2 separate regions of the Mus musculus genome follow, and region 1 is linked to region 2. A link is a loop called in an ENCODE intact Hi-C map of the cell type or tissue named here. Cell type or tissue: heart. All regions are shown on one strand. Each heading gives the region's core, and the rest is flanking DNA. Links, peaks and the distances in the headings are about the cores only. Region 1 has its middle 19 kb from the start of Gm35992. Region 2 holds the start of LOC108167659 (a long non-coding RNA gene).

Region 1 (16,352 bases), core at 3,807-11,806, 340 kb after region 2:
TTGGTGATGAACAGCAGTATGGAAGTGTAAGCCGAATAAACCCTTTCCTCCCCAACTTGCTTCTTGGTCATGATGTTTGTGCAGGAATAGAAACCCTGACTAAGACAAATTGGTACCAGGAGTGGGGTATTCCTGTGACAACCTGACCATGTTTTGGGGAGGACTGTGGAAGGACTTTGGAACTTTGGGCTTGAAGATCCATTCGTTGTTAAGAGCTCTGTCGGATGTTGTGTAGGAGCTTGGAAGATAATGTTGAGAACAGTGCAGAAGATGGAGGCCTGGCTTGTGAAGTTTCAGAGGGAAAATTAAAGACTCTTTTCAGGGACATTGCTATTTTGGAGTTTGATTATTCTGTGGTTCTGGTTAGCTGGGACTGAAGAATCAGTTGTGATTAACAAGATACCAGAACTACTAAAGCAAAACCTTTGCATTACTGGGACTATTGATGCTGGTTAGCTGGAGCTAAGAAATTAGCGGTGATTAAGAAGAGACCAGCATCATTGAGGTGACATCTTCTGGAAGTGTTTTCTGAAAGCACAAAGAGGCTGTGTTCCAGAGATGGCCAAGGTTGTACTCCTGCTGCAGTGGGACTTGGTAATATGTAAGGGTCACCCAGGTGGTACTGGTTTTGAAGGCATGAAGGGGTCACGCAAAGCAGCTGAGGCTTGGCACTGTGAGAGGCCATGGAAGGCCATTGGTAAAGGTGCAGCCTCAGTTGCAATTGAAGGCCCAGGACTGAAGGGGTCATGCAGTGTTTTAGAGATGCCAGTACCATGAGATGACCACCAAGAGCAGCAGCAGCAGTGGAGTACAGGCATCTGGAGCCTAGAGGATGACTCGTGTGCTACAAAGGGCCTGGCTGGAGAAGTGACCCAAGCCCTTGGAGGAGCCCAGAAGATCGTGAGTTGGATCCCAGACATTGGACGGTTGGAGATTGACTTTTGCTTTTGATTGTGACTGTGCCCTGATATTTTCCCTCTTGAAGGAAGAAACTGTTTTAGTGGAGCCCACAGTTAAGAGACTTTTAATTGTAAAAAGACTTTGAATTTTAAAAGAGATGGATATTTTAAAGAGATTGAAATTTTAAGAATATGTAAAGACTGTGGGACTTTTAAAGTTATTTAGAATGGGGATGAATAAGATTGTAAGGGTTGAGGCTTACTAGTGATGTGTTTGTGTGTCAAGTTGACAAGGGGTCACTTGTACTGGCTAGTTTTGTGTCAACTTGACACAGCTGGGGTTATCACAGAGAAAGGAGCTTCAGTTGAGGAAATGCCTCCATGAGATCCAACTGTAAGGCATTTTCTCAATTAGTGATCAAGGGAGAAAGGCCCCTTGTGGGTGGGACCATCTCAGGGCTGGTAGTCTTGGTTCTATAAGAAAGCAGGCTGAGCAAGCCAGGTGAGGCAAGCCAGTAAAGAACATCCCTCCATGGCCTCTGCATCAGCTCCTGCTCCCTGACCTGCTTGAGTTCCAGTCCTGACTTCCTTGGTGATGAACAGCAGTATGGAAGTGTAAGCCGAATAAACCCTTTCCTCCCCAACTTGCTTCTTGGTCATGATGTTTGTGCAGGAATAGAAACCCTGACTAAGACAAGCACTAAACAAGCATTCATTCCTCTCTGCTCCCAACTATAAATGTGATGTGACCAGCTGTTTAATGTTCCTGCAATTTTGACTTCCCTGTTATAATGGACTATAACTTGGAATTGTAAGCTCAGATAGACCATTTATCTCCTAAGTGGTTTTTGGTCAGAGTACTTTACACAGCAATAGAAATGAAAGCAGGGCACCAGCAAAGCAGTGATATCATCTGCATATTTGGACCACATTGGGTGTATGTGCACTTGTATGTATGTGTCTGGGGCTGTAAATCATGCTAGTTACTATGTACTAATATGCCACGAACATGCCCTCATTGTCTGAGTCTTAAAATAAAATTTAATACTATACAGCACGTGACCAAACTCTCTTATTATTGTGGGACATTCAAGCTCTTCCACCTTTGCTATGCAGTTGGGGTTGCCATTCATCTGGCTGGGTTCTTTTGTTGGCATGAATCCTAGTAGTGCAATTGACCTAGCTTACATATTGTCATTCATACCCTACCCCAGTACCCACAAGAGGACTGCAGAGGTCCCTTGACAAAGGGACAGAGACTAACCAGAGGTGACTAAAGGCTGTGTCTGATCTATCTGGCCCACCTAACATGAAATTATTGGGAACAGAATTACACAGTGATAGATGCGTTATACTGCATAGACAGAAAGAAACCTGCATGTCACAGCACAACAAACAAAAAAAGTTCAAATAAGCCAAACCCTCCATCAGCAGATGAATGTTGCACCTCAAGAACTCTGGGCAGAGCTGTCTTACCAATACAGAGCCCTCAGGCTGGGGCTTTACACAGGCTAGGTACTTCTAGGGGCAGCCATTCCCAGGAGCCCCTGTAGCTCCTCCATTGCTGGGCCTCTCAAGACCCCCGTCCCACTCTTCCAACTGCCTCTGCCTTGTCCCTGAGGGCTAGTCAAACACTAAGCTCCTATCAAGTCTTCCCAGCCTCCATTCTTTGTGTTAGCATCTCTATAGCTCTCTTTATCATCCAACATGACCATTCTCTTCCTTTGCCATCTGCCTCTCTTCCTGGAAGAAAATCTGCCCTCAGGCAGTGGCTTGGAATGCTTTGCTCACAGCTGTTTCTCTGAGTTCTGGGGGAGCCTATACTAGAACTGTCTGTAAAGAGGATAGAGGACCCCTGTGCCCATCCAGCCACAATCCAACGAGCAGGTGGCTCAGTCACAGAGGGATCCAGGGCCACTGTGGACTCGCTGGGTTGCTAAGCTCAGTCTGTACAGTATTCACTTGCTCTAGCCTTTGTGTTTCTTTCTCACACTTACAAGGTGTCACCCCAAGCAACCACTCACTGAGATGCCTCATCTGGGTTCTGTCTGTAGGATCAAGGCCCATGAAGCCAGCAGCAGACCAATGCTTCCGGTCCTTGGACTGAGGGCCAAGGCCCAGTCATGCCAACCTTGAACCCTGAAAGTTCTATAGGGCAGAGAAGCACCTCCTTGAATCCATTGCTCTTGCTGTATTATTGGAGGACAACGGTGGTGCCTGCAGACCAAACCATCTTTTCATAAGAAGCTGTGTCACAAAGCTGGCACTAGAATTGGTGGCTGAGTCTGGATGCTGCCCTGAGATGCATTTGTGAGTGTGAGTGTGAGTGTGTGTGTGTGTGTGTGTCATCTGTCTATGTGTGTATGTCTGTGTATCTCTCTGTGTGTGTGTGTGTGTGTGTGTGTGTATGGGTGTGTCTGTGTGTACAATTGAGGGAGCATTTGGAAAGTGGGGAAAGTCCTTTAGAACAAAAACATTTACCTTGGAAGTAAGATGACCATAAAACCATGGCCATGAGGGACTGGGTACCACACAAGAGACAATGCAAATGTGCCTCAAATCATTTCCCCACAGGGATCTGCACTGGGGAGCCCCGATGCTCCATGCCCTTACTGTCATGTGGTCCTACAGAGTTGGAATTTTTGAATAGGCTCCTTTGAGGAGCAATCCTCTTGGTCACATGGTCACAAAGATAGAAGGCACCCTGCCTGTCAAGGGTCTTAAAGCATGGGGTAGGGGGGTTCTGGTATACCAGGCTGTACTCACTGGTTTTCTTTGAAGCCTCAGAGTCATAAGTAAGAAGCTGACCCTTGCCGCTGTCCTTGTTCTTGCTTGCAAATATCCCCTGTACCAATCCGTGAGCTGGTCCGGCAGCCCCTCAGTCAGGTGAGGCTCAGCAGATGCCTATCCCCCAGCAAACATGTCCTGATTGAATCTCATGGCCCTGTTTTTACTTGCTAATGTTGTTTTTGATTTGTGGATCTTATTTGACCTTCAGATGAATTTAATAATGTCCTTACCAGGAGAACTTGGGCATGCAGCTGGGAGCTGCTCTGTCTTGCCCCAGGCCATCCCAGGCTTCTTCAGCGGTATTCTCTGCAAATCTGAGGATGTGTTTTCAATCAAAGCTGACTGCCTGAACTGCCAAGAGATGGATTCCAAGCTGATTTTCTTTTATTTTTGTAGATGCCACAGGCTGCCCTGCTGCTGGAAAGACAATCCAACAATTCAAGAATACCCCAACATTCATGGTCACATTCAGGGTCCAGGGTCCTATTTTCTGGACTGTGTTCTCTCCAGGGGAAGGACACACACACATAGCTATGTTCCTGTGTCCCCTGAGTGCTCACAGCAGTGCTGGTCTTATCTGTAGAAAGTCCTGTGCACACACAAGTTCTATTGGGCTCCTCTTGCTGGCTCTATGAAGCCATTGGACCTCCACATGATCCGGGTCTCAGGTGAATGTTCACCTGAGCTGCCTAAGGTGTGTGACCCCCAAGGGTTAGGAAGCTGAGAGGTCAGGACTTGAGTTACCCCTAGGGTTTCTGGGTGACGTATGCTGTTTTCCACATGGGTGAACAATGAGTTAGGGAAAGCTCAGCCAGGTGAGTCACAGCCATAAACGCTAGGGCCAGGACCACGCAGGGTTCTTTCCAGCTCTCAGGTGCCTTACCAAGATGTTAAGACACACATAGTCAAAGACGTACTCCTGAGGAGTGTTCAGGGAAAAAAAAGTCCCATGATTACATGAACAAGTTTGGGAACTAGCTAGAAATTTGAAAACGTGAAGAAATGAATGTATCCCAGAACCTAGGAAGGTGAAGTCATGTGTGGCATAAAGGGGCCCATCTGGATCAATGTGCCCCTGGCCCTGACCTGCCTGGGCAGGGCACATGGATGACCTGGGTGAAGTTCCACAGACCAGAGAAGAGCTGGAAAGCTGAGAGCCGGGAAGCCAGTCCTATCCTTGTGAGCTGAGACTGAGTGACCACTTCATGGGGGTCCTGAGGACACAGTGAGCTTGGACTGGGGAAAATCCAGACTGCCACAGTGTCGCTGTGGTGTGTGCTCCCTGGGCGGCTGAGGAGAAATGAACAAAAGCATGCCCACCAGCTGTCCCTGTGAGGTCACCCTCGCCAGAAGGCCCGATGGGCAGGTCTGGGGGGTCAAATGTTGAATGAGGAGGACCACACTGCTTCTTGTCTTTAAAGCTGGAGTCCAGGAGAGAGTCTGAGTGAACCCAACTTCACCTGTTTGGGGACACACCAATCAACCAGGTCTTTTTCAGCAGTCTGAAACCCTGTCCAATCTGGGACTCGAAGAGAGTCACTTGACTCTTAAGGAACTGCCAGCAGACCCACTGCACAGGAAGCCACCCATAGTACCTGTCCACATCCGAGTCTCTATGCCACTTCCCTGGGGTGAGGGAATCACCCACGCTCAGTAGTAGGAGCCTCTGGAGCCACAGGTACACACAGGGCTTCTGAACCTCCATATAGAAATGTAGAGATGTAGACTCACTCAGCCTCTCTCCTTCATGGTAGCAGCAGACAGCTCTTTGAGTGCAGGTGGTGGGCTCTGTAGCTCAGTATAATGCATCCTTCCAGAACTCCCCACCCACAGAGGCAGGACTCCCACCTTGTCATATACTTCCTGTTCCTTCCAATAACTGTAGAAATTGCTCTCGGGGTACATCGAGATGTCAGAGAGCTGAAAGTGACAAGGACACAGGATGGCCCCTGATTACACCCTAAACATCATGGCAGAGAAGAACCATTAGCTGTTCCCCATCTTCTGTTGCCAGTCAGAACCATGGCTACTCCAAGCCTCTGATCCCAGGTCTTTGGTGCAAGCAAGGCCTCTGACCTCTTTCAGTGTCTCCTGACCGGGGCACCCTGGGATCTAACCAATGTGTGTGTGTGTGTGTGTGTGTGTGTGTGTGTGTACATGCACCAGCACACAGATTCTCATCAAGGAACTCTTGTGGGGTTCCATCTGTAGTATGCAAGCGACCCACAACTCATTTGACTTGCTATGGCTGCTGAACCCCACCCCGGTTGGCACTTGGCTACCGGTTTAGGTTCTCTCCACTCTTGGTTGCTTCTTTCCTGGGTCTGGGTCTTGTATCTACCTCTCTCCTCACCAGTTGCTTCTGATTGGAGTCTAAAAAGGCTGCAGGTGTGTGGTGGGGGATGGGATCATACTCCGACCTGTAGCCTGGTTCCTCTTGAATCACCCTAAGCCATTCTTCTGAGCCTGGGGTAAGCCTGAGGCAGCTGAAGCTGCAACCCCAAGGATCCAAGAACTGAGCTTAGACAGGGTGTCCTCCGAGGATCCAGGTGGGCAACCTGCAGGTGTTTGCCTGTAGGGACCGGGAACCCTTGTGAGGTTCACCTTATTAATGTCTTCCCACTCACCTGGAAGAGTGTTCTGAAGTCTGTGCCCTGTCAACGGTCCTAACTCTTTCCCTTCTGCGCATGCTGTGGGCAGAGACAGACGTGGGAGGCTGCGGCAGCCTCTGCTGAGGTTAGGAAATCTTTCCTAACCATCCAGGGAACCTCTCCAGCTGCACCACTCTGTTTTCTGGATCTTGGCACTTCTGTCATCCCTCCTGCCAAGATCCGTGGGCACCCCAGGCTTATCTCTCACTGCCAAGAGAGGTAGGACAGGTGGGGACAAGAGGAGAGGTGTCAGGAGGTCCATGAACTGATGTACTGTGAACTCTGGGGTCCCTGACATCTTTCCTCTGTCCCCACTTGTTGCGGCATGAGTGCAGATAAGAAAGCAGAATGCCTCCAAGGGACTGTCACCACTTGGCCAAGGCTCTTGATGTCTACAAAATCAGACAGCCTGGGCATGGCTAAAGGATGAAATCAGGGGATCCTGAGAGGGTAGGCGGCCTTCTTGCAAAGGTGCCTTTGTGGGTCCCTCAGCATATCCAGATAGACTAAAGCTAAATAGTAAGGCAATGAGGGGTAGGAAGCTAGAAGTGGGGTGCTGGACAGTGGGCTATGGTCCATCCTACAGCTCCCAGTCACATGAATATATCCTGACTGCAGTCTCTGGTCCCACAGTTGCCCAGGTAGGGACTGGACTGAGTGACTGACCACCGCCTGGGTCCTAGACAGAGACATCTGCCTGCATCTGGGTGAGGTCTTCTTTCTGTATTGGGCAGGGATCACCTGCTTATATCAGGACAGGGTTGTGTGCATGGACTCTGAATATGTTTCTCTGTATTCATCTGGGTGAGGTTACCAGCCTGGGTTAGGGTGTGGTCATCTGCCTTCAACTGGTTAGGGCTACTTCCTGTCCTTGAGTTGGGCTGTTTCTGTTATCTGCCCAAGTCAGGTGTCTCCCTCCCTACCGCCCCCCACCCCACACCAACTTTGAGATGTGGCAGGCATGCAGAGAGTGGCTGTTACATGCCAGGGGTTTACAGCCTTAGGAGACCCTGACAAGCCAAGCCTGCAGCTGGCAAATCTGCCCCTTCTGCCAGAGAATTACAAAGGAGAATTACTCCCGAGGCAGCTACCTCTTCCAATAAATAATACATGCCCGTAAGGACACTGCAGAGAATGTGGAATCCCAAGCCAGGCATGGATAGCTCCATTTTCCAGATCAGTCTACGTGTAAGCAGCTGGAACAGGAGAGAATTCTCAAGGCCCTGCAAGCCCTCCCTACTCAACAGGGTAGTGTAGGAAGACACCAAAGTCCATGGTCACCACCACGGAGAGCATGCAGCCTGTAGGGTGGCCCCAGTGAAGTCAGAGAGCCATGGTAGTCAGCATGCTGTAGTCTCCTAGCATTGGCTTGCTGCATGGATTCCCACTGGGCAGCAACAATAGGATGGTCTCAGCGGGAGCCTTGGGGCCCTGAAGGTGCCCTCCATGACCATCTGTAGTATGTCTCTTTGATGAGGTATATCCAAGCAACAACTTTTTTTTTTTTTTTGTATTCCACGAGGACCATGGGATACCATTGAAGTCCTGAAGCCATTCCTGCAGCTCCCTGATGTCCATAGTGGAAATGGCGTGGGTGTGGAAGTTCCCATGTTTCCACTCTTGGAATTCATGGCACGCTCTCCTTAACCACATTGGATTTGGTGCGCCGCCTTGTGGTCTTATCTGGGAACTGCATCTGCCCACCAAGCGGTTCCTGACCGTCCTCTCACCCCATGATCCTGTTCAGCAATCAGAAGCTGACCTTCAAAGCCTCCATAGTTCCTAGAGGGTGCTATAGTTTGATTCCAGAGAATGGTCCATCTTCACGTTCCAAAATTTGCATGTCAAGATCATGCAAGTACCCCCAACTCCACTTCAGCTACTTCTAGCAAAATGGCAGGAGATGGAGACTTGGCTTTCCAGGTGAGGGTTTCCTAGCAACCTTCTCTCCAGGCCAATGCTTGCACCCCTCTCCAGGTCTGGCAGGACATTTGGAGACCAGGGGCAGCTCACTATCAACACCGTTTCACATTGGCGGATGCCCTTCCCGTGCCGTCTCAGGGACTGTTCTCAGCCCATCTGTGGGCGGCTGTCTTTGAGCAGGGAGTATGTGCCCTACCCCGATTCCCTTGCCCAGCCCTTGAGAGCATTCAGGAATGGTCGACAAGTGTAAGTTGGATGGTGAATGAGGTGGGGCTTTTCTGCAGGGGGAAAGAGCCTCTGTTTCCCTGGGCTTGGGATCTGTCTTCAGCCCTACTAGGCCCCACCCAGTGTCCACTCAGGTTCTGTACATTCACAATGGCCAAGGTCACATCACCGCAAGCCACAAGAAGGCCCTGCCTGCAGCTGGGAGAGCTGAGAGGACCAGCAACTGCTAAGTGTACTGTGAGTCCTGAGGGGCTCACCTGACCACACCATTACCCTGGTGGCCATACTCTCAGCCATCCTGAGGGTCACCTGGGTCATGTGGGAAACCAGCTCTATATATTCTGCTCTGTTCTCTCCCAGCGATGGGAAGCTCAGCCGCCTCACTTGACAGAAGAGCCACCAGAAGCATAGGGGAGGTAGGAGACCCAGGTCCTACACCTGAGGCTATTCAGTAGCCATGCCAAGCCCAACAAAAAGGCAGGCATACACTGACACTGTCATACATGCAGATATATGTACAAGTACGCATTCTTACACACACATGTATCACCACACTGTCTGCACACTCGTATTACTGCACACACACACACATGCACACACACACACATGCACACACACTCAGAGAGAGAGAGACACACAGAGAGAGACTAATACACACAGAGACAGACACACACACACAGACACACACTCTCACACACACACAGTTGGCTTTGCATGCTATCCACTCACACACTTGAGTGTATTCAGCCCACATCTTCTAAGAACAAACAGCCATCTCCAGGAACAGCTCAGATTAAATCCATATTTAGGAGAATTTCCTGAAGAAAACATAATCAACAAAGATGCAGTTCCACCCCAGGGAGACAGCGCTTACCTCGTTATGCGGAGCAATTTAGCGCCTCGCTGACTAGAGCTTTCTGTTGCAGAATATAATATTTGCTTTCCCTTCGCATCAGCAAAAGGCCCATTAAAGTTATTTCCCGAAACAAAAAACCATCTGTCCCCTAAAGGTGGATTTAAGATAAGATACTGCCTGAGGCACAGGGCTTCAGTACCCAGTTTGGCAGTCTGATCTCTGTATGTGTGCATCCTATGTGTGCTCCCACTGATGAGGGGCCCTGAAGCAGGGACAGCATCTTCCTCATCTTGTCCACTGCCCAAGAGCTGAGTCTCCTGTGGGGAAAGGGGTGTAAATAATCATGGAATACATGGTCTTTAAGATAATTGCCACAGCAACTTCTATCTGAAACCCAGGAACTAGGAAGCAGGCAAGAAACCAACAGAGAGAGAAAATAATTTCCAATTAACAGTCTTAAAAGAGATTATCAATGTAGCAGCTATTATGAAAAACTATTATCCTGGGATGGCAGGTAACTCTATTCATAAAGGGCTTACCACATAAACAGGAGGACTTGAGTTCAATCCCTAAACGCAGTGGGAAAGCTGGGTATGATGGTGCATGCTTGCAATCCCAGCGTAGAGATAGGGGTTCCTCTGAACTCACTGGTCAGACACCATATCCAGATCTGAGTGAGAGATGGTCTTTTAAAATAAGATGGATGGCTCTTAGGAAACAGCATTCAAAGTTGACCTGTGACTACACACTCACATGAGTGTGCATCTGCACACGCACGCGTGCACACGCGCACACACACACACACACACACATACCACAGTCAAGTGAAGCCCCTTAACAAATGAATTGATTTTCATAAAAAATCCCATGTTTATTTATTCGTACTCTAGAGTTCTACCAAGAAAACTGAACAAGAATGTTCTAGAAGCCATATCCAAAAAATCCAAATACCGTACAAGCCCATTTACCCCATCAATGGAGGACAGACACATGGACACTCTGTGATATATCTATATTTTCAGTGGATGACAGATGAACTCCCTGTGGTATATCCATATACCATCAGTGGAGGACAGGTGAATATCCTGTGGTATATCCATATACCATCAGTGGAGGACAGGTGAATATCCCGTGGTATATCCATATACCATCAGTGGAGGACAGATAAATATCAGTGGTGTACCATACACTGGAACTCAGTTCAGCTCATTCCGTCTAAGACTGTGTGATTGTCGCATGTTAACAAGAAGCTTGAGAGCAAGAGACAAACTATAAGGGATCCTATCAGAGGAGTGTCAGAGGCGAGGCTTGACTGAGATGGGGCCTGAGAGAAGTTCTGGGTTAGGGATGTGATCTGACTCTTTATAGGCTTGGCATTAGCGAGTACGTGGATCTGTGGGCTTACTGAAGCGCATACTTGGCAAATCAGCAAATGCTGCTCTCAGAGGAAGAGTTACAGCTGTGAGCACCGGGTTAACAAAGGAAAATGACCACTTCAGCAGCCGGACTTCACATCTCAGAGGCTAGAAAGGCAGGAGAGGGACTCACCTGGAAGCCAGCAGAAAAGGGAAGATGCCACTGTACAGCAGATGGTGACAGGTGACAGGTGACAGGGAGACACTGAAGCCTGCCTCCCAAGGAGACCAGCAGGCTTCTGATTACAGTGCTTAGTGGGGAAGAAATTAAGCCACCCCACCGAATGCAGAGCATACATGAACCCCCACAATTGACTGTTGCTGAACTTCAGTTGGTAAGAATCACTGATGGCATTTGGGAAGAAAGGTATTGGTGACTGTGAATAACATAACAAGGCATAACGTAAAAGATGGATCAGTGAAAAGCAGTAGATATGGGTTCAAGGGCTCATGGGTAATGAGACAAGAGAGAGTAAGACATGAAGAATTGGGATGCTGGGGTACTATTTACCCATTGTACCCAAGGTTTCTGAATGTTTGAGAATTTGTTGTAAAATACTTGAAGAAATGACTGTCAATAGCTCCGGGCCATTCCTAGCAGCCTAGAGTAGCTAGAAAGCATGCTCTCTGCAAGGGTGTAGTCATGTGTGCTTGTTCGTTTGATACCCACATTTGTAAACCTTCCTCAAGCCTATGCAGTCAGGACTTTACTGCCAGAGTCTTCAAGTCACGTGATCTGTGGGGAAGGGTGGTGGTGGTATATGTATGTGTGAGTGTGATTGTCGGGGCGGTGGAGGAGTGAGTGTGTGGGAAGTGTGCAGAGATCCATGCCAGGTGTCTTCCACCATTGCTGTCCATCTTGTCTCTGAGACAGCCTCCACCTGAGACAGGAGCTCTTGGATTCAGTTAGATAGACTAGGCAGTGAGTCCTGGGGACCCTCCTGTCTCCCATAGCCCTAGTGCTGGGATTACAGGTTCCTCCACCCCAGTACAGGTCCGAATCACGGTGCTCAGCTTTTACATAGGTGCTGGAGGCTGAACTCGGGGCTTCATGTTTATGATGTCATCGCTTTGCTGACTCAGCCATCTCCTCCTCCCCTAAAAGTAGTTGTGATGTTTAATGTCAGCTAAGGCAAAAGCTAAAAGTGGATGGTGAAGCTGGCTAGGTGTAGATGGATACTCAGAGTTTCCCTTGCTTTCAAACATACCACAGTTTGCCTCCCTGACTGCCAGGAAAGGAGGCTCTGTGTTATATCCATGCGGCTGTGAAGTGGTGTCTTTGTGGCGAGAGTGCGGCCATACTCTCAAGTAGAGTCTCTGCGGGAGATTGATAATGCAAGGGCTGAGCAATCTGGGGACTCGAGAAAGAGGGGTTAATGACTCCACATCAGTCAGACAACCGCAAGAAAAGAGATAAAGAGTAGGGGAGCCAGGCCTCTGAGTGGAACGAGCCCTACTCTCAGTCACACTCAGGTAACTCACAGAACACGAGTGACATACCCAGTCATGACCTCTGACCCTGAGGATGATACCACCTGCAGATGTGCATCCAGGATCCTCTCCTCACTGTGATGCTGGTGGAGTTGGAGGCCTACAGTGGGGTGTGGATGAACCACCACACAGAGCCCAGCCAAGCACCTCTTGCCACACCCCTCACCAGGCACCTATTTTGCTTTACTGTGTTTTCCCTGTTTCATGTTGGTGGGAGCCTTGGTCTACTGATAATTTCTTTTATTATTAAGTTCATCACAGATGACTTATATAGCTTAGTAATGAGTTCATATAAACAAGGACAAACTCGATGCCACAGAGAGGCCATCACCAGCTGAGAAATATCTGGACTGCAAGAGCCACTGGGCTCCTCGAGGAAGGAGCAGATCTGGGGTGAGTAGGAGCCACTCTGTTCTTATGAAGGCTGATTCTGCCCCCAGCCTGAAGAGGCTTGCATGGCTACAGGAAGAGCCTCTGCCTACCAGCTTCATGGGTCCACCATACTAGAACCCCAGCCTCCAACTTCTTGGAGTAATGCTGGCAGGAGACCCCTTGCTCTGAGCAGCTCAGGGATGAAGTGTTTCTAAAGGTGGGGGACTTTCTCTGGGGCAAACAAAAGCAATAAAGACCCAGCCAGTGTCACCTCCAAGTTCTAACAGCCGAGTTCTGCACTCTGACCACAGAGCAGAAGATGGAGACAAAGGTGGAAAGACATTAGCCGTTCTGGATACATCTTCATCCCTTCTTATTCAAAGTCAGGTCACCGGGCTGAGGACAGGTTCAGGAGCAGCAAGATGGCAGTGTTTTGGCTAGAACCCTGGGCAGCACAGTATCTCTTAGCCAGGACACTCAGCAAGTCCTCTAAGCCTGCACACCCTCAAGCCTGGATGGGTGAGTACAGCACCTGCCTAGTTTGCTGAGAAGCAATGAATCTGTACTCCACAGAGAAGCTCATATAATAGAGCAGGTGTCAGCCAGATATCCTGACACAGCACAGGTGATTGGATCTGGAAGTCAAGTTAAGACCAGCTGCCTACTACTTCATGGGGAGAAACCCATGGAGTTTGCTCCTGGTACACATCAGACACCTGGTAGCCCAGGAGAGGGTCTAACATTATTATTCAAGTTTGAGTTTGGTAGCTCATTGTCATGACAATGACACCCAGGAAGGGGAAGGCTAAACTACTTTGTCCCCTCCTTTCTGGAGGTTTCCAATGCCTCTGCCTCAGTTCTTAGGAATGTTTCCTGGGTGTGCACCCGATAATGACATATTATAGCCTGACACAGGCAGGAGCAAGTGTGCCAGCCAAGCACTTTCTGAGAGTTCTGGAAAGTCGTCTTTCTCTGGACCATCGTCCCAGACACTTACTTCAGGGAGGATGTGTCCTGTGTTCCAGTGCCTGGCCTTGCGGTTCAAAGGCTTCAGGATGCCAGAGCATGCCTTGGCTCATCCTTTGTGTGGTGCATGTTCCAGCTGGGAGGGACACAAAGTCCCCACCCACCCCACCCCCGACTCTTCACCTCTCCATCTGTCCCATATCTGCAGCATCAATGTGGGCTGCACTTTGCAGACCTAACGATCTGCTCCAGGGGTCCATCACCTTGCGCATGTCATGGCTGATGCAGAGCTCTGTGAGAAGGTCCCAGGGGAGCCGTCTGCCCTGTCCTCCAGCTCACAGAGCCTGCTGAGCCTATGTTGAAGTAGCCATCCATCATGGTGACCTCATCCCCACTCAATACAACATGCATTACTCCTTTTCCTCACTTAAGATGCCTCAAGGGATGTGTGGCTGATAACAGAGGTTTGTGCCAGGCCAAGTAGGCAGTGGGGATAGACAGAGATCCAGTGCTTGTCGGGGACTACCACAGTGCTGCCCTGCACTCTGGAGAGCAGTTCCTCCCTGGACCATCAGCCCACCAGCTCTTTCTCGGCCTCAAGGTATCTTCTCCAGCTTCCCAGTCTAATTACTCATCACTGTCCATGGTGTCCTCTATTGTCCCTTCTCCATCTCCTGCCACTATGTCGATACAGGCATAACTCACTGTGTACCCACACTCATGCATAGTCAATCCTTGCTAGAAATGAGCCAAACAGCTCAGGTGCTGAGCTCAACATTTGACTTGAATCATCTTACAGGTTCCTGGCAACTTCCCCTAAATAAGAGTGGCTAACCCCATTTCATAGATGAGAATGTTAGTGTCAGAGAAATCATAAACTAGAGTTCCAAGTCCAAATATTTTGTTTGAGCCATTTTTTTCATTACTTACAGTATGAGAGGAGACCGTACCTCTAGAAGTCAGCCCAAGCCAGTTGTGTTAGGATTTTACTGCTGTGAAGAGACACCATGACCAAGGCAACTCTTATAAGGACAACATTTAATTGGGGCTGGCTTAAAGGTTCAGAGGTTCAGTCCATTATCATCAAGGAGGGAACATGACAGCATCCAGGCAAGCATGGTGCAGGAGGAGCTGAGAGTTCTACATCTTCATCTTAAGGCTGCTAGTGTAATACTCATTTCCAGGCAGCTAGGATGAGGGTCTTAAAGCCCACACCTACAATGACAAATCTACTCCAACAAGGCCACGGCTCCTAATAGTGCCACTCCCTAGGCCAAGCATATACAAACCATTACATCAACCAAAGGACTATTGGTCTTATATGGGCTAGGACATGCCTCTTGGGTCAGAAACAAATCACCTTCCAACCCTGGTTCGTGAATCCCTTTGGTCTTCCCTAGCTCAGCTTTTTATTGGCATATGTCCTTCTATTCATGAATATCCACGGGTCTCCTGTTAGGTCTCAGTTCCCAAGAGGAAGAAGCCCCCTTGGATTACTGCTATTTCCTCAGACCAAAGGACTTTTCTCATCCCATAGAACTCTGAACTTCAATTGGTGCATGTGGTACACTACACAGGTACTACACTGCAGTAGAATGGGGGCTCCTGGCAGTCAATGTCATTGTATTCAAACCAAACAATAGTAAGGGATTGGCAAATGATTGGTGAATGGAGGGTTGATGGATGGATAGATGGATGGTTGGATGAGTGGATGAATAAAAGCATGTATAGATAGGTGAATGTGTGGGTGGGCAAATGGATGGATTATTAGTGCTTCGAATAGACTGTAGTGAAGTAGATAAGTTGGAAGATAGGTGAATGAATACATGAATACTTAGATGAGTGAATGTATGGAAGGATGCATAGGTTTGGGATGGATGGATGTGTGAGAAGATGAATTGAAAGGTGGATGGATGGTGCTTAGATGAGTAAAGGCCAAAATGGTAGATAGAGGGTTGGATAAGTAGATGAGAGGATAGATGCTGAATGTCATAAGTCAATGAGTAGATAGGTAGGTTGGTAGTTGGATAGATGGATGGTTGAATGATAGATGGATGCATGGATGGATGAGAAAGAGGATAGATGGATGATGGGTGTTTAATGAGTAGGTATCAGAGGGATGAATGAATAGGTGGATGAATGAAGGGGTGATGTGTGAATGCGTGGATGAGTGAATGAGTGGAGAGATGGGTGGGTGGGTGGATGGCTGTCAGGGTGAATGGATGGATAGCGGGTGGGAGGGTGGATGGATGGGCATTTGGATGAGAAGTTCTTAGATGAGTGGATGAAAGATGGGTGGAGGAATAGGGGGTCATGCATGAATGAGTGGATGAAGGAGTGCTTAAATGAATGGTTAAATGAAATAGTGTGAAATGGGTAGATGGGAAGAAGAATGGGTGGATGGACAGATGGATGGATGGATGGATGCACAGATAGATAGGTAAGTAGATAGAAGAGTGGATGGAAGGGTGTATGATAGCTGTGCTCAAGTGTTTATTACTACACTCCCTTCTCAAAGATGTGATATTGGTGGCTTTAAAAATAGGAGAAGAGACACAATGGAAAAAGTGTGGGTGGAATCTAGAAGCTAAGAAGGAAGAAAGAGTATTGTCCCTTAGGACTTGTTGAAGAAGCACAGCTCTGTCAACACCTCGATTTTAGCTCAATGGGTCCTCTATTATGTTTCTGACCAGGAGTCATGAGTAAGTGAGTGGGTTTTTTAATTTTTACAAATGAAATTGATTATTTGTGAGTTTCACACCAT
Region 2 (16,352 bases), core at 5,093-13,092:
ATGGCCCTAACATGTGGAACTAAAGTCTCAAGTACACTGCATTAGGAAAAAAGATAAAAGGTGAAAATAATCAATTCTAAAATTTTGTAAAAGTATTAAACCATACAGCCAAGACTAAGACTCCCAAGGAAAACAAAGGAAACTGCAGTTAAACTCATATCTGAAAAATATTTCAAATAACAATGGAAGAAAGCATCTTCAATAAATGGTGCTGGTTTAACTGGCTGTATGTATGTAGAAAAATGAAAATAGACCTATATTTGTCACCTTGCACAAAGCTCAAGTCCAAGTAGATCAAGACCTCAACATAAAACCAGATACAATGAATCTAATAGAAAAGAAAGTGGGAAAGAGCCTTGAACTCATTGGCACAGGGGGAAATTTCCTAAACAGAACTCTAATTGTGCACACTTGAAGATCAGGGATTGATAAATGGAACCTCCTGAAACTGGAAAGCTGTAAGGCAAAGGGTTTAGTAAGACAAGTCAGCAACCTACAGATTGGGAAAAGAAATCTTCACTAACCCCACATCTGATAGAGGACTAATATCCAAAATATAAAAGAACTCAAGAAGCTAACCACCAAAAAACCCAAACTACCCAATCAAAAAATGGGGTATAGAACTAAACCAAAAATTCACAACAGAGGAATCTTGAATGGCTGAAAAGCACCTTAAGAAATGTTCAAGTCCATAGTGATCAGAGAAATGCAAATCAAAATGACCCTGAGATTCCATCTTATACCAATCAGAATGGCTAAGATCAAAACCTCAGGTGACAACACATGTTGGAGAGGATGCAGAGAAAGAGGAACACTCATCCATTGCTGGTGGGACTGCAAACTGGTACAATGACTCTGGAAATCAATCTGAAGGTTCCTCAGAAAATTGAAAATAGATCTATCTGAAGACCCAGCAATACCACTCTTGAGAATATACCCAAAAGATGCCCCACCATGCCACAGGGGCACATGTTCCACTATGTTCACAGCGGCCTTATTTATGATAGTCAGAAGCTGGAAACAACCCAGATGTCCCATGATAGAAGAATGGATACAGAAAATGTGGTTCATTTACACATGGAGTACTACTGAGTTATTAAGAACGAGGACATCCTGAGTTTTGCCGGCAAATGGATGGAACTAGAAAATATCAGAAGAGAGACTCTTAATAGTAGCCAGATAAGAGATTATCTCTCAAAAAGGAACAATAGGAATGATGGTAATTTTTGAAGAAAATAAGATCTTTAGAGCACCAAGAGAAAATAAATATTAACCTAATAAATCTACACTCAGTAAAATTAACCTTCAACAATTAAAAGACAAAAATTCATCATCACTAGATTCCGTGAAAGAAATAGAAGGAAAATCGCAACAGATGAAACCTCAATCTCGTGGATAAGAGTCGCACCTGAAAAGGAGATTGCGAGTCCTAACTGAATCAGAGAATGCTCGCTCTGTGAACCTGAGTAGATGTGATGGAGTCAAGCAGGCCGTGCTAACCACAGCTGTGATCAGGAGAGGAGCAGAACAAGTTACCAAGCTGGCAGGAGAGGAAAAGGCATCATTAAAGTCTAGAGCAAGAAAACGGAAAGACAAGAGGTCGATAATTGGGGTTTGTAAAGAACGGTGACACTCATAAGGACAAACTTATCAATATGAAAAAAATTGATTAAAAGACAAAGTTTGACTATGTGTCAAAACTTACTGAATATAGATAATGTTGTCCTTAGAGAAAAAAATTATAGTTTTACATTCAGATGTCAGAAGAGAAGGCTGGAACCAATGATTAAGAGATGTGTAACTCACAGAATGAGAAGGAGTCAGAAACCCAAAGAAAACAGAAGACAAGGGGAGAATACAGTTAATAGAAATGAACAAAGTAGAAAAACACTGAAGAGACTGTCCATAAAGCTAAAAGCAAGAATTCTAAACAGACTGACAAAACTGGTAAGTCTCTGGAGCAGCAGTTCTTAACCTTTGAGTAGTGACCCATTTGCGGGCTGAACAACCTTTTCACGGGGTCACCTAAGACCATCAGAAGACACGGATATTTATGATTCATAGCAGTAGCAAAAGTACAGCTATGAAGTAGCAACAAGAATAATTTTATTGTTGGGGGTCACAACACCATGAGGAACTGTATTGAAAAGTAGGAGCATTAGGAGAGTTGAGAATCGTGCTCTGGAGAGACTAAAGAAGAAATTTAAAGAAATCAAACACCCATCAACAGAGAAGGTGCTAACATCCAACACTGAGGATGTGAAATGGGAAAGCACCACAGTTCATACAGACCAAAGAGAGCTCAGCCTCAGGCCAACACTGCTGAAACACCAAACTTGGCAAGGCATTACAAGAAGGAAAATGCTGGCCAATATCTGTATTGCTTGTTTTGTTTATCAACTTGACACAGCTAGAATCATTAGAAAGGAAGGAGTCTTCAGGTGAGGAAACGCCTCTATGAGATCCAGCTGTAAGGTGAGAGGCCATTGTGGGTGGTGCCATCTCTGGGTTGGTAGTCTTGGTTCTGTAAGAGAGCAGGCTGAGCAAGTCATGGGAAGCAAGCCAGTAAACAGCGCCTGTCCATGGCCTCTGCATCAGCTTCTGCCTCAAGGATCCTGTCCTGTTTTGAGTTCCTATCCTGACTTCCTTCAATAGCGAACTGCAATATGTAAGTGTAAGCTAAATAAATCCTTTCCTCTCCAACTTGCTTTTTGGTCATGCATGGTGTTCCATTGCAGCAACAGAAACCCTAACTAAGACAAATTCTCACAAATAGAGTTGCAGACATACAAAATACAAGCAACACATAGAAAAAGATAATGCTTTATGATCAAGGTGAGGAGGGCTATTTATAAATGTCAGATAAAATTTCTATCCTAATAGATCTATTTGCCACATTCATTAAATATGTCAGATAAACAATAATCCTATGACCACCTCCCAAAGATGCTGAAATATCTGAGGAAAATCAATATCTATGCATACTCAAACTCACAGCACTAGCAAAGGAGGGTAACTTGATAAACAGGCCAGTGAGTAAGGCCTTCTGGAAAAATGAGCCTGCCTCCAACAGCAGAAGGGAGTCAAGACTGCCATTTTAACTCATCATTCTAGTGGAATCCTAGTTAGGTCAGTCAGGTAAAGATGGGAAAGATATGAGGGCATTCTGGTCGGGAAGGAGGAAACAACCTGCCAGTGTTTATGGAGGATGTGCCTCTATAGGCTGAAAACCTGACCCACCTTGCTGGTAATTAGAACATGAGTTTCACATGGTTGCTGGGCACAGAGTAGAGTCAGCAGGTTGCTAATTGCTTTTTCAAAATTGCAAAACCAAGCTATGCACAATAGTGTTAACCAATCAGATGGCTTGAAATATGCCTGGTAAAATACATGCAAGTCTCCTGAGCAAACAACTCTAACATTTTGGTAAGAAAAAATTAGAAAGGCCCAAAGAATAGTGAGGTGTTAGGAATAATCAAGGCTGTAAAATATCACATCTCACCAACTAGATACACAGAGTCAGTCTAAGTATCAGGTGAACTCAGGACATGTCTGGATCAATTTTAAGACTTTCAATGAAAACACAAAGTCCCAAGAATAGGGAAGACTAGCACTTCTGGGCCCAAGCTCACTTCTAGTTTGTGGTAACTGAAGCAATGACAGCAAAGGCTGACGTCACCAACAGGGAGCATGGAAGCACATGGGTGCAGACACTGGTTCTCAAGAGATCTGAGGGGTCAGATGCACACTCTAAACTATGCAATACATACACCACTTCCAGCAGAATGGACATCCACACAAGTAGGAAACTACTCAAGGGCAAAATGGTTTGGGAGAAATGTGTATTTTTAAAAACACAACCCAAAAGTACACGGAGAAAACTGAGAGACTAACAAACAGCATTATGATCAAAAGGTCAACCCTCGAAGGGAGAAAAGGGCTGATCATGCACACAACTCACAACAAGGACTGTTCCATAACACACAAGGAGCAGCTTTACACCAAGACCAAAGGAGCTCTTACCTGAAGCACAGGCAAAGGCCTGACTGAACACTCTCTGGAAGGGGAGCTCTGCCAGGCTAGTCATAGACTCACATCGCACCTTAATGGCAGTCAGGGAACTAGATGCTAGAGAGATCCCCTTCCACTACAGAGCTGGGACTGAGAGAACTGGCAGCCGCAGCCCTGGGAAGGGTAAGGCCATGGAGGCTCTGAGGCCCTGTCGTCCAACTGCTTGGACTCTTTGCTAGCTGGTCCCTAGGTGCCAGCTTCCCTTTCATTCTTTGTTGTCATAGACCTATCTGTCTGCATCTTTGTATATCACATGCCAAAACGATTTTCAAACAACGTCAAATAACAGACTTTACAAGAATGTTTTAAGCATACGCATCGTGTTCTGTAGTACAGATGGAGATTAAAATTCATACAAAAATTTGCTACAATAATTTGTTAAAATGGCTAGCCATTTTCAGTGTTTGCAGATAAAAGATTTGGGGGGTCTGTCCATGTGATGGTTTGATTGAGAAATGTCCCCCCTAGGCTCCTGTACTCGAATAAGTCCCAGTTGGCGTGATATAAATCAAAGTTAGGAACCTTTAGGAGGCGCAGCCTTGCTAGAGGAAGTATGTCATGGGGTCTCTCTCTCTCTCTCTCTCTCTCTCATATGAAACGTGATCAGCCTGCTTCCTGCTTCTGTTGTCTTCTCTACCATAATAGACCCAGCCCTTGTGGAACTATAAACCAAATGAATTCACTTTTCCTTCAGTTGCTTTTGGTCATAGTATTTCTGTCACAGCAACAGGAAAGTAACTAATACAATGTGCATGGTAGATTTCAGTAATAATGTGCTACCTGTGGCCTCTTTGCTAGGGTTAAATTGGGCTCTTCTTAGGGAGGTCAGCCACTTCAATGAAGGAATGGGCCTCAAAGCAGGACTGGCAACACACAGACTGTGCCCTCAGCTGCATGTCCACCTATTGGCCAATACCTACTTTGAGGGTACTCAGGAAACCTTTCCAAAGGGGTGTGTGTGGGACACAGCAATGTCCTCAGAGTCGGAAGGTGATGTGCTTTACGGCTTTACTCTTCTGTGCATCACTGAAAAGTACTGCCAAACAGTCTAAAGATGGCTGATTCAACGTGGGAGCCCCAGAATGCTCCTGCACTCAGGCTGATACTGAGTCTTTCTTGACACCTGGATGGTCAGAAACAGTGCCACTGGTTGGTCTCCAGGCCCAATTAAAGTGACCTGAAACAATCACCCTGAAGACACTGATGACTCCTGTGTGGGGTGACAAGCCCCTCCAGAGCTGCCTGGGAAGCAGCACAGGCACCAGAGGCAGTGGGGCCAGCCCTGAGTGCTCACTGTGCCTGCCCACCAGCACTCACTCTCTTTGCCCTTCTCCTTGTTCTTGAGCTGCTGCAGCTTCTGCTCACGGTGCTGCTTCTCCAGCTCCTGCTCTTGCCGGTGCCGCTCCAGTTTCCGCTGGTGCTCCAGCAGCTCCTGCTGGTGCTTCATGGCCAGCATCTCCTGCTGCTGCTGCAGGCAGAGGAGGACAGAGGTCAGAGCCTGGAGACCCACGGACACCCAGGAACCAGCCCACCGTTCCCGGGGTGCTACCTGTCTACCTGCCCATTCATCTAAGGTGCTACAGAGGAAGACATGGTGCCAAGGCCTAAAGCTCCTCTGCCCCTTTAAGGACAAGATTCATAAAATAGTCTTGGATCTCTGCAGAGCACTCAGGAAGAGTAGGTGACTTTGCAGGCTGTGAATGCTCTTTGAGTGTGCCCCACAGAACAGAAATGGTGAAGCCAGCTAGTTCAGCTGCTAGGCATTTCCTTAGACATGGAAGACCTCAGGGATTCCTCCACCAGAGTTCACATTAAGAGTGTGCTTGCAACATACAAGGCAGGTCCAGAGTCAAGCCCAAGATTCTCAGAGTGAATAGAGAGACACTATGTGTGCCTCAGATGCACATTCACCTGGAAGAATGCTGCCCACCTCAAAGCAGAATTAGTACCAATGGGCAAAAAGCACAGGGTTGAGTCACAAACAAGCAAATTCAACAGGGCATCGGGTAAGTTCTAGAGCAGAATAAAACCACTGAAACATGACAAAGAGACTGGTGAGGAAACAGAGGGGTCAGGGGAGGAATGTTGGAGACACTCCATGACATGTACCACCCACCCACAGCCATGGAAATACATGTTACAGCACACCTAAAGTCTATGTATCTTTATGTAGACATTATAGCTTATGTTTCAAAATATGGCACATCTAACGGCATGAAAGTATAAAGTCCTTGTAAGAAACAGATACAGAAGATAAAGAAGAAGGACTGCAGGACTTATGATGCATATGAACATTGTCATAAATTCTTAAGAATGTAATGAGCTGCCCATACAGAGGCTGAGGCACAAAGAAAGTAAGGATTCTTAGAGATAGTCAAACGAATGGGAAAAGTGCTTACCCTACTGGTCATATCCCTGTCACTGCACTGTTCTGGTAAACAAGAAGCTTGCCTCCAGCTCGAGCATGTAACCTCGAGGGGCCTCTCACTTCAGCAAGGCCATTGGCTCCTCTTCCTCTGATCCAAGAGCTGTTTCCAACCTTCACTAAACTAGCAGATGGCTATCCTTTGAGCATGGGTACTTTTTGATGTTGCTCCCTCATAGAATGAAGAGTGGCAAGGAGCAGTGATCAAGGAATTGGCAACCAGGTGGCCTGTAGAACTTTCTATGGAAAAAAATATGGCACAGCGTGTCCTCACTCAGAGTGAGTGATCAATGATTAAGTATGGAGACAGTCTAGAACTGAACGTCCAGCTACCCAAGACTGTGTAGGTCACAGCACAGAATACAGCCATGACAGGAAACCAACAGAGGCTTGGGACCTTTGGCATGCTTTTCACTTAGACCTGAATCCTACAGCCTTAGAAGGAACTTGTGATGCTAAATTGCTACCTTGATTACCAACTGACTATAACTGGAAGCTACTGAAACCCCAGGCTGCTGGGCCCCCCTGTGAGGCATTTTCTTTTCTCTTTTTCTTCTTTTTTTTGAGACAGGGTGTATAGGCCTGGCTGGCCTAAAACGCAGAGATCCCTCTTCCTGCTGAGTGCAGGGTTAAAGGTGTGTACCAACATGCCTAGATTTGTGAGGGATTTCTTAATCAGATTATTTGAAGTAGAAAGAGCCACCCTAAATCTGGGCCACACCTTAGGGTGGCAGCACATATAAAGGAGATAGAAGAAGGAAAAGTTTGCTTTTGTTTGCTTGCCTTCACTCTCAATGGCAAATTCATCTGCCTTGTTACTGATACATTCATTCCTTGGCTGGTATTTATAGCTTACTTCTTTGGGATTCCAACACAGATTGAAGATCAGGACTTCTGTGCCAGACTGGGCTTACTGAGACATCTATCCTCAGAGATTGAGCAATTACTGTATTCTTAGCCTCTCCCTCATGAGACTACCAGACCAAAGCCTGTAAGCCAGTCTACTAAACCTCCTTTAGTGTGTGTGTGTGTGTGTGTGTGTGTGTAAAATATTTATCTCCACCATATCAGCTCTGTTCCTTTAGAGATCCCTGACTAAGAAAGAACAGTTTAAAAGAGGAAACTAAAGCAAAGAGGCAGCCTAATAAAGTTTTTACCTTAGGTGGACTGGCTCCTAAGCAGTTTCGATGATGCCCACATGGGAAAACAGCTAATCCTTCAGCATATGCTTGAATATATGAACTAGCTGTGAGGTCCAAGCATGTGCGCATATGAATGTACACAAATGTGGTTTCAGTAAACACGTGTGAAGATGGTTCCACTTCACACATGGAGTGTGTGCACTTCATATGCTGCCTCATGTCATCTCCAGCAAGACTTTATGGAAGACAAATAGATGTACCCAGAGATATGTCCAATCTCTCTGATGCTGGATGAGCACTCAAAAGAGGAGCTTAAGCCAACCTTCATGAACTACATATAGTGCTGCCAGGAGGTTAGTGCAGCCACAGCTAATCCTGACACACACATTGCAAGGTTCATGCTTCTAGAAGTGCCCAAGCTGCACACAGAAGGCCTTCTTGTACTCCCCTCTAACCACAGGCCTTACAGCTCCCTGGTTGGATTTCTTCCCAAGACTGTCTATCACCAGCTTCCACAGTCAACTACAGCACTGGGTAGACTGAGGGGGTGGGACTGTAAACTGCTCTGAGTTTGTTCCAATCAGAATCACAATATGCCACTTACTCAGCATGGGAAATTCAAGTCACATCATATCAAGAATGTGATGGAAAAGTGACAGCAATTGTATAATTGTTTCCACCCCAACAGTCAAACCTGTGTGGCCCAGGCATTGAGCCACTCAGATTACTTTCAATAAAACATAAGCATGAGCAAAATAAACAGGGCCACCAACTTATTCATACCATGGGCATAATAAAAGAGGTGCTGGTCCCTGTCCTGTGGGGCTATCCTGGAAGACCCAGGCAAATTCTCAGGCTACCATACCTACACAGACACCCTGGGGCTGACCTAACCTAGCCCCAGCCCCTAGGACAGAGGTTATAGCTCTGTTCTCACCTATGCTATACCTCCACAACCTGCCGAGTGAGCCTTCCTAGTCTAGCTTCCCTAATGCTATAGAAGTAAGCCAGAAGAGGTTAGAGCCTCAAGACTTCTCAGAGCTGTCCAGTCACAACTGTGGTTGTGTGCAACAAAGATTTACTGGGCAGACTGAGCAGGTGGCACTGTCTGTTTATGTAAACTTTATGTCCCTGTTTATGTAAACTTTCCAGAGCTCTCCTGAGAAAATCAGTTACTAAGAAGATTCATGGGGCAAAGGTCATTTGCAGCCGGGTGTATGGCAGATTAACTGGAGAGGGTACAGGAATTCCCCATAACAGCTTAGAGAAAGAGACTGAGAGAACACTGAAAGACTGCCCAGGCCTGCCCAGACCCTACAATGGCTACCTTCCCCACAGAAAGGCCACTTGCAGAAAGCTTAACACTGTGTCTAGCAACAGTGGGTGCAGGGGGCGGTCAGAGAAGGCCAGCAGAGACTCCTGGCTCTCTGGTTTATATTTCAAACAGCCACTAAAATGGCCTCTAAAGTGGATCTCTGCCCTGAGCTGGCAGCATGCTTCAGCAGAGTATGAGGTGACACAGCAGGAAGGGAAGATGGGCAGGCCAGCTGCCTGGCTTGGTCTATCCTCACAGAAGCACCACACACTTTGCTTGCTGCCTTCCCCATGCTTCCACGGGGCAGCAGTATTGCCCCACAATGAAGACGAAATGACAAGGAGTGTGAAAACACTCTGAAAGTTTGATATGAGGTTGGCATGTGTACTTCCACAGTTTTATCTTGAGTCTGTTTCTGAAAGACATCCCCTAAAGAGGACAGTGTCTCACGGAGGACAGCTGAAAGTCAGAGGAAGTTATCAGCAAGTTACAACCTAGCTGGATGGATGGGACAAGGGACCAAACCCAAGTCTCAAAATTGCATCCTCACTTGGCCACCCTTGTTGATAGCAGTCAATATATAGATAAATCTAACATAAGTCAGGATCTAAGCTCCTCTCAGCCAATGGCACTGAGCCACTGAACCCAGCTCCAGTTCTTATAATAACTTCAGAACAGTAACATTTTTCTATCCTTTATGGGAAAATCAGGTTATAACACTTTGTACTAAGCTTCATTCCAAGAGACTACTCCCAGCCATTCTAGGAAAGCCCCATTGTATAGTCCACATATTCATGGACTCTAGGGCTGCTAGAATAACATCTGTGAATAAGTAGGGTCAGTCAGAGAGTTCTTAAAGGTATGGTGGTGGTGTCCACAGGTAATGCACCCTCAATGGGTCACTAGGCAACTGGCATCAGGTTAACTTTTTACCTGCTTTAATCACCTTTGGAAAGCAAACATGGTGACATTTTTAAAAATAATAGTGCAATCATTTTATAATCATCCATTCCAAGAAACAGCCCTAAACAACTAGCTCTGCTCAGAGACACCCAACTCAGGAGCATGGAGTAGGTCATTGATGAAGAGTCTCTCTGTATTTTCCCTTAGTAACTAGAAGTAAAGCGAGTATCCTGTTATAGTCAAAAAGACATGCAAACCTGAAATTTAAAGAGATACAGATTGCAAATAATGGCCAGATTCCCAAAGACACCCCAGAACAATGCTGCTGGTCCTGTGTGTGTCACGACATCTTGAGGTCATGTTGCTAGGGCAGAAAGAACTAACCAGATCTGTGTTCCTCAGCCCATTACCACAGAACACTGTCAGTGACCGTTTATGACCCAGGCACTCGGAGCTTTGCTTCTTTCCTTTCTTTGACCACACACGGTATCTGTCACAAGAATCTCCCTCCTTGGTTCCACAAGGGCTGGGCCTGTACTGTCCAGTGAGAAGACACCACTGAGTGTAGAATTCAGACCATAATAACAAGCCTTCTGGAAGAGCTGACTTTACACTGGGTAAAGTCAGCTATCTGCACGTAGTAACTCACTACCATATCCAAGACTCTGCCAAGGTAGAGGGAGAATGCCGAGAAGAGATCTTCGGCAGATGCAATCCATATCACCACAGGACAGTTTAGAATAAGATAACCACAGTGTGGTGGCTCCAATGAGAATATGCTGGCATAGGCTCACATACTGGAATACTTGGTCCCCAGTTGGTGGAACTGTTTGGGAAGGGTTAGGAAGTGTACCACTAGGGGCAGGCTTTGAGGTTTCAAAAGCACACATCATTCTCAGGATGTGCCCATGCAGCTACTGTGCGGGTGCCAGGCCTCCTGCCTGTTCCCATGCTCCCTGCCATGATGGTCGTGGGCTCACCCTTTGAAACCATGAGTCCCCCAATTCTGTGACAGAGAGCACAAAATATTGTGTTGAGAATAACCAGAAGATAAACCTTTTGCAGAGGAGGCTACTGTTGTGTGCCTCTTGGTATAAAAGTGCCTGCAGTAGGAACAGGAAATTCTGTTTTAAAAGAAAAGAAATATAGGAACTCTTCTATAAACTGCCTTGGCCATGGTGCTTTATCATAGTCACAGAAAAATAAGACACACAGACAAAATTTTCTAACAAAACAAAAACAAATACAGTAACAGCAAGGCCACTATTCTAACTGGAACTTAAACCAGGTTCACTTTTAAGCCAATGCTCAGTTTTGAGCCACATACTTAACTCAAACTTAGTTTAATTGACCCCAACTTTTAAATTTACTAGACATTCAATTTAATAGACATTTTTTTTCGTGTAAACCCAATCAGACTTTTTAAAAGTGAACAAAGATAAAAGCCTTCTTTGCTAACAGGCCTTAAATGCTGAGGAAAGTGTTCACCCACTGCTCCAGCAGGGCAGAGAACCTTCTGGGTCTCTAGGAAGCTCCCATTATCCCTACTGACTACTGACCAGCCAATCAGAAGAGGTTACAGTCAAGCTCAAGTCTCATGACACATGGTACTAACATCTTAATGCTGCTCACGGCACTGCTCAAACACCAACCTTTCTGTCACACCCTCAACAGAACTCAAGCTGAAGCAACGTAGGAAAACTGTTCTGTGGATCAGGGGGCTACTTTTGACCCTAATATTCCTAGGGCAGGAATGTCAGGTACTGTGTGAGAGCCTGCATGGTGTGTGTGTCCTACAGCCACATGTGCCCAGCTGATTTAAGAGGCATATAGACTTTACATGATAGATGGTCCCCACACAGGTTTTTTTTCTCAAAGATGTATGTTAGTTATTTTTCCATTATTGTGACAAAATATTGGACAACAGCCTCTTAAATAAGTGTGTACTTGGAATCAGAATTGGTGTACTGGATAGTTCTTTGTCAACTTGACAAAAGGTAAAGTCATTTGAGAGGAGGGAATCTCAATTGAGAAACTGCCTTCATAAGAGCTGAGTTGCAGACAAGCCTATAGGACACTTTCTTAATTAATGATGATAGGAGATGGCCCAGCCCATTGTGGGTGGTGCCATCCCAGGGTTGATAGGCCTGGATTTTATAAGAAAGCAGGCTGAGCAAACCATGGTAGCAAGCCAGTAAGCAGCACCCTTCCATGGCGTCTGCATCAGCTCCTGCCTCCAGGATCCTGCCTTGCTTGAGTTCCTATCCTGACTTCCTTTGATGATGAACAATGATGTGGAAGCACATCCTTTCCTCCCCAAGTTGCTTTGATCATGGTGTTTCACCCTAACTAGGACAGCTGGTGAATACACAGGCTATCATGGTGAGGACCAGTCAGGAAGCAGAGAGAGATGAATGCTGGCACTCAAGACTCAGATTACTTTCTCTTTTTCATTCAGTCCAGGACTCCAGCCTATGGAACAGTATTGTTCATATTTAGGGTGGATCTTCCCACATCAATTAACCCAATCTAGAATGCCAACACATGTCAGATGTTTGCTTCCTAGGTGATTCTAGGTCCTGTCAAGTTGACAATATTCAATAAGTCAAGGGTGTTTTTCTGACTAGAAATAATACCAAGGAGCTGGAGAGATGGCTCGCAGTTAAGAGCACTGGTTGCTCTTCCAGAGGATACCAGCTCAATTCCCAGCATCCACATGGTAGCTCACAACTGTCTGTAACTCCAGTTCCAGGGTTTCTGACACCCTCGTACAGACACACATACAGGCAAAACAACAATGAATGTAAAATAAAAATAAATTATAGAAAGTAATGTCAAATATGAAATTACGAATAAGTAAATTACCTACAGTTGCTCACCAGGGCATCTAGCTCAGCAAACAGAAAATCTAGACATAAAACCAGACCCCAACCACCCACAGATCCTGGGTCAACTTCCTCACATTACTGGGCCTCAAAAAACAAACTCATATAAGGGATTTGTATACTCATCTAAACATAGCCATTTTTTTCAAAGAAAGCTGGTTCCTGATCCATTTTGACACTTAGGGACAGACTATAACATCCAACAGCCTGATCTGTATGGTCTGGAGAATGTTCTACAATAGCTATACTTATCATTTTGAATGAGTGAGTTTAATAAATATAATTTATTTAATATAATTTATTTTTATTTTACAGGATGTAGCAGATAGCTAGAAACAGCGGAGAGACAGACTGTAAAACACTAACTACATGTATAACACCAGCAGAGAAGTCTAGAGTGGCCCAAGTCAGGGAGCAGAAGAAATGTGACATCAGACTGGAGGCTTGTAACCAGCAGGCTTAAGGCACTGGGAAAGCCCCACCAAAACAGTCAGCTTGAGATTCCAACTTAGAACATCTCAGGGGGAGCAAAGTGTCCCTTCCCGTCGGGCGAGGTGTCCAATAAAAGAACAAACAGCAACAGACAGTATCATCAAATCCTGCTAGCAGAAACCAACTGGGGTGGTTGAGCTAGTGGGAGTTCCTGGTTGCACTTTCTCAATGGCTGAACTTCCAGTTTCCTGTTCCCACTGCAGGCACTTTTATATCAGGAGACAAACAACAGTAGCCTCCTCTGCAAAAGGTTTATTACTTCCTGGCTGTTCCCAACACAATATTTTATGTTCCCTGTCACAGAACTGGGGGTGGGAGGGTCAGCTTATCCCCAAACAAGGGATACTCTGAGACTAAAACATGCTTGGGTCTGAAATGGGGAAAGGGAACCCCACTTCCAGAGCCAGCTTTTTAGTGGGTTCTAGTACTACAAGACAATTCATCAACAAAATGACATTACATATCCCTCCCATGTAGGGGGAAGGCTACCTGCATGCTTCCCAGAGTGAATGTATGCACTGATCTTGCAGCCACAGAATACTTCTGGCCGTGATACCTTTAGACTTCATCCTCACCCTTTGGATACCAGCAGGGCCAGAAAGCTGTCAGTGAACCTGTGATAGTCACATACCTGAGGGCCAAAGTCAAAAAAGAGTAGCTTGAGAGGGGCCACTGTCACCTCTGCTAGTTCTCTTTGATATGGACCAGACAGACCCAGTTTGGATAAATGTCATATTTAACATGTTAGCCTCAAGAACTAGAGGAAGAGAATGAGAGTTGCCACCCTGTTGATGGGAGCTCCCAGGAAGAGGCCAGCCAGCACGGGCATTAGCAGTGTAAGCCCTATGGGCATGAACCCACTTCCCCCCACCCCCACTACCACTGTGAGACTCAAGCCAAGCTAAGCAAATGCATGGATCCTTCTTCTCTTCCAACATTGCACACATAGTTTAGCTACAGGTGGATCATGCTCAAGATCATGAGTGGCTGTGATGGTGCAGACTATACCAGCTCCTACAGCAGCTTGTCCTGGAGCACAGCTGGCCTGTTCTCAAGCCTTCCACATTGTACAAGGCCTATTAGTCTACCCAGATGTGGCCCAACAGCTCTCTTGTCGCCTACCCTCATGTGATTTAAAAAAAGATAACACTGGAGATAAAATGAGGGTAAATCAAGCACATTCTTGAAGACAGAGTAAAATCCAAGTCTCGGCAGAATTTGAGAAGGAAGAGGTAGGACATAACCAGTCTGCTGTGGTAAATCCTGTCTGTCCTGATGGACTTAGACATGTATTTGCTTAAAGCGACCAATGCTCAGTATGTGGCTTTATTTAAAGATGTTCAGAGAGCCTTTAAGGCAGAATCTCATGTGGTTTTCTGAGATAAGCACAGGGCAGCATCCATTATGCTCTTTAGCTGAAACATACAAACAGAGTCTGAGCATGGACCTGCTGACTGGCAGGACGTGTGGTATTTGTCCATGGTTTGTAATGGAGCATTTGGGATTAAAATGTCCCAGGGCTCTCAATGAGAAACCACTTCTATCTCTACTGGACCAACTGGCTCAAATCCAAAGGCAACCTCATTACAGCACCCTGGAAACAATTCATCCTTCTAGACACACTCAGCAGTGAGCCCATACACTCAAGTGTTAAAAAGACAAGCAGGTGCACCGTCCATCGGGAAGGTCTAGGAAAGGAAGGTGAGTGCCAACAGTGGAGCCTGTGCCAGGGCTGGAATGGGAGATGTCCCGTGGGCCAGAGCAACAGCATCATTAAGGTACGGGTGTCTAGAATAACAGAGGTGGTCAGGAAGAAGACAACAGGAGCAGTCTAAGGGCAGAGACCCAAAGCAGCATAGCAGCTTGCATTTGTGTGTATTTGTGTGTGTGTGTGTGTGTGTACTCTTAGAAAGGCTGTACACCTCCTCGAGTATATAGCTCTTCTAAGCTTCATCCCATCTATCAACAGCCGGACTCCAACTTTTGATTTTCAAACTGTAGCTCAGCACTGCACTCTCCTGGCCATGGTACCTTTAGGTGCCAGCAGGGCCTAGCCATCAACATACTGATACACAGAAGGTGTCAGTGAACCTGGGAGAGCCATACAACTGACAGCCAGAGTCAGCAAAGAGTAGCCAGTGTTAGTTACCTGTGTCTTACCATAGTCAGGGTTCTGTGAAGATTATCAACTTCTACTGTTAACTTGTAAATATACAGAAAGCTATTTTTGTCTGCAGATACCACAGCCCAGAGGAAAAAGCAGAATTGGGAAGCACAAAGCCTAATGCTCAGGAGCCAGGAGCTCCTGGAACAAATGAGGCATTGTCAGGATGGCACTAGAGTGCCATCAATGCTCTTGAGTGTAAGGTGAACTTGTTACAGAGAGCCCCAGGTGCAGGGCTGGTCTGCATAACTTCTTAGTGCTTAAGAAGACTGACCAGGTAACCAAGGGCATGACTTCCCAGGGTCCTTCCCCATCATGAATAGGGCTTCAAGCAACATGCCCTGGACTACTTGGAACAAGCAGTGTAAAGATTAATCTTCACTGTCAACTTGGTAAGATCTAGAAGCACTAGGAAACAACCCTGGATGCATCTGTGAGGGTGTTTCCAGAAACTCCCTTAACAAATGGGAGGCCTGCCCTGAATGAAGTGACACCAATTCCCTGGGTTGGGGCCCCAATTAAAAAAGGGAAAAAAAAGTGGTAAATATCAAAATTTCTCTCTCTCTGGTCCTAAGGGATCCAGAAATGACCAGTCACCTCATACCTCCACACCCTACTGAGCACAGACTGTAAACCTTTTTCAACTGTGAGTAAACTTAACCCATTCTCCCTAAACTTGCTGTTCCTCAGGTCACAGTACTGAGTAAAGTAACTACCATCACCTTGCTCTCCACAGCCACACAACCAAGTTCCTTTCCTCTGGAGTCGACTACCCGAACAGTATTCTCTACTGCTTAGACTATAAAGATCTTGGAGGCTAGGGCATGGGAAAGAGCACTCTGATGCTGCTGCTCCTTCAGACAGGAAGATAACAGTAGGATCTAAGTCAGGACTCTGCACAGGCACCTGTCTAGAGCTCAAAGCAGGGACTGTCCCACAGTGTCAGTAGGGCCTC

The links. A loop is a pair of places that touch in the nucleus more often than their neighbours do. Peaks named below come from ENCODE experiments on the same cell type or tissue, not always from the same donor. Only the 100,000 strongest peaks of a DNase experiment are listed, where the experiment ranks them.
Region 1: it touches region 2 in a loop (5-fold over the local background); 2 of 42 quality-filtered maps call a loop at or near these places.

Annotation. Positions count from the first base shown.
Region 1 is chr1:92,352,491-92,368,842 of GRCm38, forward strand. No RefSeq gene overlaps it. Among named protein-coding and RNA genes, the nearest start is that of Gm35992, 19 kb to the right of the region's middle. In heart, for the core only: a CTCF peak has its summit at 8,022 (motif pointing left); a DNase peak (open chromatin) is centred at 6,574.
Region 2 is chr1:92,007,281-92,023,632 of GRCm38, forward strand. Hdac4 (histone deacetylase 4) reads right to left here. Exons shown (of 27, transcript NM_207225.2): 5 at 5,389-5,539. It overlaps LOC108167659 (a long non-coding RNA gene), which reads right to left and starts at 5,382. Exons shown (of 2, transcript XR_001779208.2): 1 at 1-5,382. In heart, for the core only: CTCF peaks have their summits at 9,249 and 10,697; no DNase peak of the experiment used is centred there.